Regions from separate parts of the Mus musculus genome. Here region 2 is linked to region 1. The links are chromatin contacts, found by Hi-C in ENCODE. All regions are on one chromosome and are shown on one strand. The core of a region is the stretch at or near the end of the contact, and the rest is flanking DNA. Distances in the headings are between cores, read along the strand shown. Region 1 holds the start of 4933413J09Rik (RIKEN cDNA 4933413J09 gene). Region 2 holds the start of 9330188P03Rik (RIKEN cDNA 9330188P03 gene).

Region 1 (3,246 bases), core at 12-2,511:
CAAAGCCACAGTGTTCTGAGATAGCAGGAATAATAGATTCAAGAGCAAGAACACAGCGATTCCAAAGAGACCCCACAAAGGAATCAGTCTCCAGCTCTCCTCCAGAGAGGGACCTGGACTCCTGGGGAGAGAACTGAGCCTCACCCAACTACCAGGATTTTCCCATGGTGCAATGCAACTTCCTTAGCTTTTCTGGACCTAGCCGTTTCTAAAAGAAAATTGAGTAATTTTCATAATTCAAATCCGGGCTAGCTAAAAGACTGAGACACAAAGAGAAAAGGCTCTAGTGATCCTAAAAGGCAAGTGAGGGTAGCAGGGATCAAAACATAAGCTTTCTGCCCTTGGCCTAGATTCCCTTCTGACTGACTGCAACCTTTGGCTCCCAAAATGCTAATAAATGATGAGTTTACAAAAGGGATGACCTACATCCTTGCAGGATGCCCTCCAACCTCTGCCCAGCCACCTTACATGAGGACCTCCTGAGGATCCTTTAGGGGTGGCGATCATAACATAGGAAGCAAGACTTTTGGTAGTGTGTTGTTGTCCCCAGAGACACTCTGGACTGAGACAGGAGGTGTGAACTCAGGCCAAGGCATGCCATCGGTCTCTTCCACGGTAGGCTAAGACAGGTCTGACTCTTGTAGAGCAATAGCCTGGACTGGATCCTCGCCAAGTTCAGTGAACTGCAGAGAGGAGGGGTCGCCAGCAGGCTGCAGGAGCCTCTTGGGACTGATACCCACGTCCTTTGCTGTGGCAAAGCTAGATGATACCCTTCAGTTAAAGAGTGGCCAGCAAGTGACGCTTCGTCTTCTTCAGTGAAGAGCGCAGGTCCTGGAAGTGGTCCTGCTCCTTGGCCAGGTGTACCTGAAGCAGCAGCTTCCCCGTGAGCCCCCCTGTCTTCTCCAGCTGTTGCCATTTGCCTAGGCACAGCTCTCCCTCTGCATCTGAGCATGGTTTCTACCTCCATCATGGCCTGGGCCAGACTCTGCTGCCATAGGACGAGCGAGCAGCTCCCGGCTGTGTGGTTTCAGAGTGGCCTTCAACTACTTCTCTCCCTGTCCCGTTTGGTGGGGCTCAGTGCTGACAGATGGCTCCAGAGATACCAGTAACAACCTAGCTGTTTTCTTCCTACCTTTGCGGTGTCTTCGGGGGAGGGCAGCTGTGAGGCGGGAAGGCCCACCAGCCAGGGCCAGCAGGCCTGGGGCTGAAACGTTTGGGTGACTCTTAGAGGCTCCATCCTGCCTTCCCGGGTGTAGCCCAGTGGGCTGCTGCCCCAAGGAGTCTGAAGGAAGAGGTGGAGGAGGAGGGGGTGGAGCTGGGGATGGCTGCATGGCTGGCCTAAAGGCACTCCCACTCTGCCTCTAGGCTTCTTGCTGTCCTGCAAACTGCATTTGCTGCTAAAGGAATTTGGCTGAGAGCCCAAGGCTATGCGAACTCACCACCTCAGCCAACACAACTTCCTGCCAGCATTCACTGCCTCTGTCCTGCCTTCTGGCTGGAGGCTAAGGCATCAGATTCAGAAGGGTCATGGCCCCTGAACCTGACCTATCAGCTCCGCTCCGGAGCCTCAGGAGGCCAGAGTTCACTGGTTGAAGGAGCAGGTGCTGAGAGGAGTTAGGCCAGCCCCCAAGCTATTTGAAGACCCCCCCCCACACACACACCTGATCACCTACTGCCCATTATCAAGGGTTTCCCTAGAATTCTAAAATAAACCGTTGATTCAATGGAAAGGCCTCTCACCCAAACTAAGACATCCCCAATTTAAGACCTCTATGGAATCAGTACCCATTCCAAGAATTTCACACACACACACACATCCAACAAATCCTCCCAACCTGTTGCACACTTAATGGCATCCTGCACACCTGTATCAGAGCTCCAGAGTCAAAGGCAGTGGATGTTTGCAGGACCTGGATGTGCATAAGGAGTGTTTGCTGTGGGCTCTTGGAGATTTCTGGAAAGAAAAGTGCTCCTTGGTGTCGCCCCAAGATCACAAATCAGAGATCACAAGCAAATCACAGAGTTACCTTGCTTTCCATAATGACTTCAGCTCAAGACCTTCTCTGACAACCCTCTCTCTCTTTGCACAACTGCTTACCTGGAACGGAATCTGCATCCCAGGGAAGACTGCAAAGTTCTGCATTGCAACCGCTGGCTTACTTTCTAAGGCCGGCCAAGAAATCTTTCTATGGCACTGTCTCAAAGCAAAGGCATCTCAAACGTCCTCCTTCTCCGATAGAAACCATGTTTGTTACTAGGAAACAAACTCTGAATAGTTAGTAGAACAAGAGGACCAGGCTTTGCCCTTAGGTTGCTCTGTGCCTCTAATGATGATGTTCAGGTGGAAGAGAACCAACTACCTTTGCTCCTCAGGTATTTCCTCAGGAGAAACGGGATGGAAAGACATCAGACCAGAGGTTCTCAGCTGTAGCTTCATGAGCAACTTCAGCAGGGTCAGTGCAGCCCTGAAACAATCTCAACACTACTGTGAACATGTGTTTTCTGGGCTGGGCTTGATAGCTCTATCAATTTCGTATCATTTATTTTTATTTTATGTGCATTGGTGTTTTGCCTGCATATAAGTCTGTGTGAGGGTGTCAGGTACCCAGGAATTGGAGTTTCAGACAGTTGTGGCTGCCATATAGGTACTGGGAATTGAGCCTGGTCCTCTGGGAGAGCAGCCAGTGCTCATAACTGCTGAGCCATCTCCCCAGCCCTACTTTATCAGTTTCTTAAGGCTCTTATAACCCAACATGGATTCCAATATGGTGGAGTAAAACTATTTGAAGATCCTTCTCTGTTCAGATAGCCTGGACTTCTGCGACTCAACAAGGTGCCCTAGTTTTATTCTATTGCTGAGGCACATATACAACCAAAAGCAATTTGGGAAAAGAAAGGGTATATTTCATCTTTTAATTCCAGATCACAGTTCCTTAGCTGAGAGAAGTCAAGGAAGAACGGCCTTCCTGTCTTTACTAGCTGGTTTTGTGTGTCAACTTGACACAGCTGGAGTTATCACAAAGAAAGGAGCTTCAGTTGAGGAAATGCCTCCATGAGATCCAGCTGTAAGGCATTTTCTCAATTAGTGATCAAGGGGGAAAAGCCCCTTGTGGGTGGGACCATCTCTGGGCTGGTAGTCTTGGGTTCTATAAGAGAGCAGGCTGAGCAAGCCAGGAGAAGCAAGCCAGTAAAGAACGTCCCTTCATGGCCTCTGCATCAGCTCCTGCTTCCTGACCTGCTTGAGTT
Region 2 (3,111 bases), core at 587-3,086, about 79 Mb before region 1:
ACATTTCCTTACTGTGCCCTCTGTCTGCTCTGCTAAGGGTGGAGACGGGTGCAGCCGCTCGTAGGGACTAGAATAACAGTGCAGAAACATGTGAAAGGTGAATTCTTGAGGCGAGAGATGGCTTGAACCAGCTGACTTCTCACTAGCTCCCAGCTTATCTGTCTTTATCAGGAGAAAAAAGAAATCTTTCTTTCCTAATGTCACCTTCTCGTTAAATAGTTCCAGAGTAGAGTTTAACTGCAAGAATGAAAGAAATGAAGAAAAGAAATAATAAACATGCCAACGTATTTTTAGGTTGGTGACATATTCGTGTGGCTTATCACCAAATGTGACAATCCTGTGGTGGCAAATCTCCCAGTCAAAATAATACGTGATAAAAAAAAAAAACTCTCTTCAAAGAAACTTCCAGTGTTTCAAAGTAGAAAATATGAACTGCTTACAACGTAAACACAAAAAAACAATATCCAGGTTAGATATTTTGAATTGATGTCTCCACTAATGTTTTAAAACTATACACCAGTAATTTTAAAATCTGTATTTTCTAAAAATTATACTCTATGAGGAAAGTTCAGCCCCACCCTACGGGCCAAAAGGGTGGCTTAGCGGGTAAGAGCACAGAGCACCCAGGTTGGATTCCCAGCTCACACATGGTGGCTCACAACCATCTGCAACTCCAGTTCCAGGGATGCTGACAATCCCTTCTGACTCCTTGGGCAGAGACACATGGAGCACACACGGAACACACATACACATGGAGCACACACATTCATGCAGAAAAAAAAAACACTCATACATGTTAAATAAGTAAATCTGGTTGGTTGGTTTTTAGAAAGACTGGTTTGCTGTGTCTATCTTGATCAAGAAGCAAGATGCCTGCTTCAGATAGTGTGCTACACACCAAGTCAAATGGGACGACTTAAAGTCCTTTTACAGTCTCTGAGTATCACCCTGTAGCTTTCAACCTGACAGACCCCAAATTCTGAGCTCACAGGAAACATCCAACACAGAAGTTCCATTTTCCAGCTCATGGTAGAGTCTTTCTCAACTGAAAGTCCTCTTCTCCTTCCTAGTGCTGTGCAGTGTAATGGTTTGGTAGCTCATTGCTTCTAAGAATCTTTCACCTTTTCCCACTGGTATCCTCTTGCCTTGCCAATCATCCTGAGACAGGCACATGTGGTCCTCTCTTCTGACAAACAACATGGCTGCCCTGGCTCCCCTCTGGTACCTTCTTGTTTCATCCAAGACCAGGCTGAACGTTTTCTCCCAAGCTGAAAGCCCCGGGCCACATAAGGGCAAAGCAGCCACATCAGAGCTGCTCCTGGTACCAAGGAAAATTATTTGCCCCAAGAGGCAAACACAGCCCAGGCAGTGTCCAGGGTATCAATCCCTCTCTTCTCTGTTATAAAAGGTCCTATTGTAGAGACACAAATCATTCAGAGATGGCATAGACAATGTCTAATCAGTTAATAGCCACTGCGCAGCCGCTGGGGACTGGCCCCAAACTAGATGCCGCCTGTAACCTATTCACTGGAAGAAAGCAGGACAGAACACAACTCGCACAGATTTATATTCATTTCTCCTTTTAGCTCAGGACACCCGGGCAAGCCTGAATCCTTTGAACAACAGTAGACAAAGGCAGCCGTAATAGAGATGAGAATACTTTTTATCTCCGGGCAGCAAGGTGGCAGATAAGTCCCAGTGGGTTACTCACACTGGTCGAAGTTGCGTCCCTGCTTCTGTCATGAATCACCGCTTTATGGAGTTTACGGAATCTCTGAGATTCTCCTTCCTTGTTTGTGAAACAAAAATGACGACGATCTACATCACAAGTCCTGTAAAGCACTGCAGCCTGCGGAAGTGCCGGATACTTTATGAGGCGTGCTGATGACACTCGGCCGTATTTGCTCTCCCCACGCCCCGTGTCTAAAATTAGAAGCCCTCGTCAAAAGTCTCTTGCGTACAGTATCCTGTTTAGCCCTCGCCCAAATCCCACCCACGTACACTTGAACTCGTGAACAGCACGTCAGGCCTTTGGGTTTGCTTTCTGAAACATAATTGAGAAAATCCTCTCGGTTTCTTGAATTTAGCTCTCCTCCCTGGCAAGCGTTACAAAAAATACCTGAAGCTGTGAAAGGGTTAATTTTATTCCCGTGTTCCAGATGTCTTCAGCACCTTGACTTTGGTAATATATTAAGAACAGTAAGTCTTTCTAATGAAAGTGAAAGGTATGCATTGTGTTGAACTGGGCCACTTTCCCCTGAAGCAACGCTGCTTCTTGGGACAGCATCCCGCCATGTTCTACAGGGTGAGATATGGCTGTGCTCAGGTTTACCCTGTGCTGGCACATTTTCAAGCAACTGAAATTGGTATCCAAGCAGTTAAAACTACATCAGCAGTAATAGCTATGAGCTCATCTTGTATAAAGACATTTTTAGTTAAACACCACAATCTTGGGGTGGGGGGCGGCGAGTTAGTGTGCTTAACCAGGCTGGCTTGGAATAGCTCACAATATGACGCATACCACAGGAAATCGAGTGGTATGAGGCACCTACAAAATATTTTTCAAACAAGTCATTGACGCTGTAAGGCCCATGCCTCAGCTTTAGGAAGTCACTTATTAAGAATCAACACCAGCCGTGCCAAGCTAAGCTTCTGCTCTTGGTGATTTTCCAATTGAATATTCAGGGCCCTGTCTCAGTCTTGTTTTCGGGGAAGTACATGCCTGGAATGTTAGCAAGCTATTTGCTGGAAAAAATGCCCACAACAGACCCAATGTTGATCACATTAATGCGTTTGAGTGGGTATAGAGTACAAATGATTGAAAACGCTTCCAGATCCCCGTTACCGGGGACAAAGCAGCCTCTGTTCTCTGATCCGATGGTCATTTTTTTTCCAGCAGAGGATGTGGTGCAGGAAGAGGGAAGAGTGCCAATCTCTGTCTAATGGTTCCAAATAGGGCCTGGGCCTAGCTCTTTGGATGCCATCGATGAGTGGGAAATGAAACGCAGATGGGTCAGATGGGTAAGGAGAGGGGATTACAGGTCAGGCCAAAGAGTTGGAATAAATTAAGTGCTTATGAGGTACAGAATGGTACATTGTTTAAGTGAATGG

What was found. A loop is a pair of places that touch in the nucleus more often than their neighbours do.
Region 2: a map of T-helper 2 cell shows a loop between it and region 1 (835-fold over the local background). The contact joins the promoter of 9330188P03Rik here to the promoter of 4933413J09Rik in region 1. A Hi-C loop is called at or near these places in 5 of 37 maps with a recorded cell type or tissue (T-helper 1 cell, T-helper 17 cell, T-helper 2 cell and 1 more).

What each region holds. Positions count from the first base shown.
Region 1 is chr14:26,355,562-26,358,807 of GRCm38, reverse strand. 4933413J09Rik (RIKEN cDNA 4933413J09 gene) reads right to left here and starts at 1,261. Exons shown (of 8, transcript NR_038005.1): 1 at 1,133-1,261.
Region 2 is chr14:105,588,274-105,591,384 of GRCm38, reverse strand. 9330188P03Rik (RIKEN cDNA 9330188P03 gene) reads right to left here and starts at 1,836. Exons shown (of 3, transcript NR_102319.1): 1 at 1,712-1,836.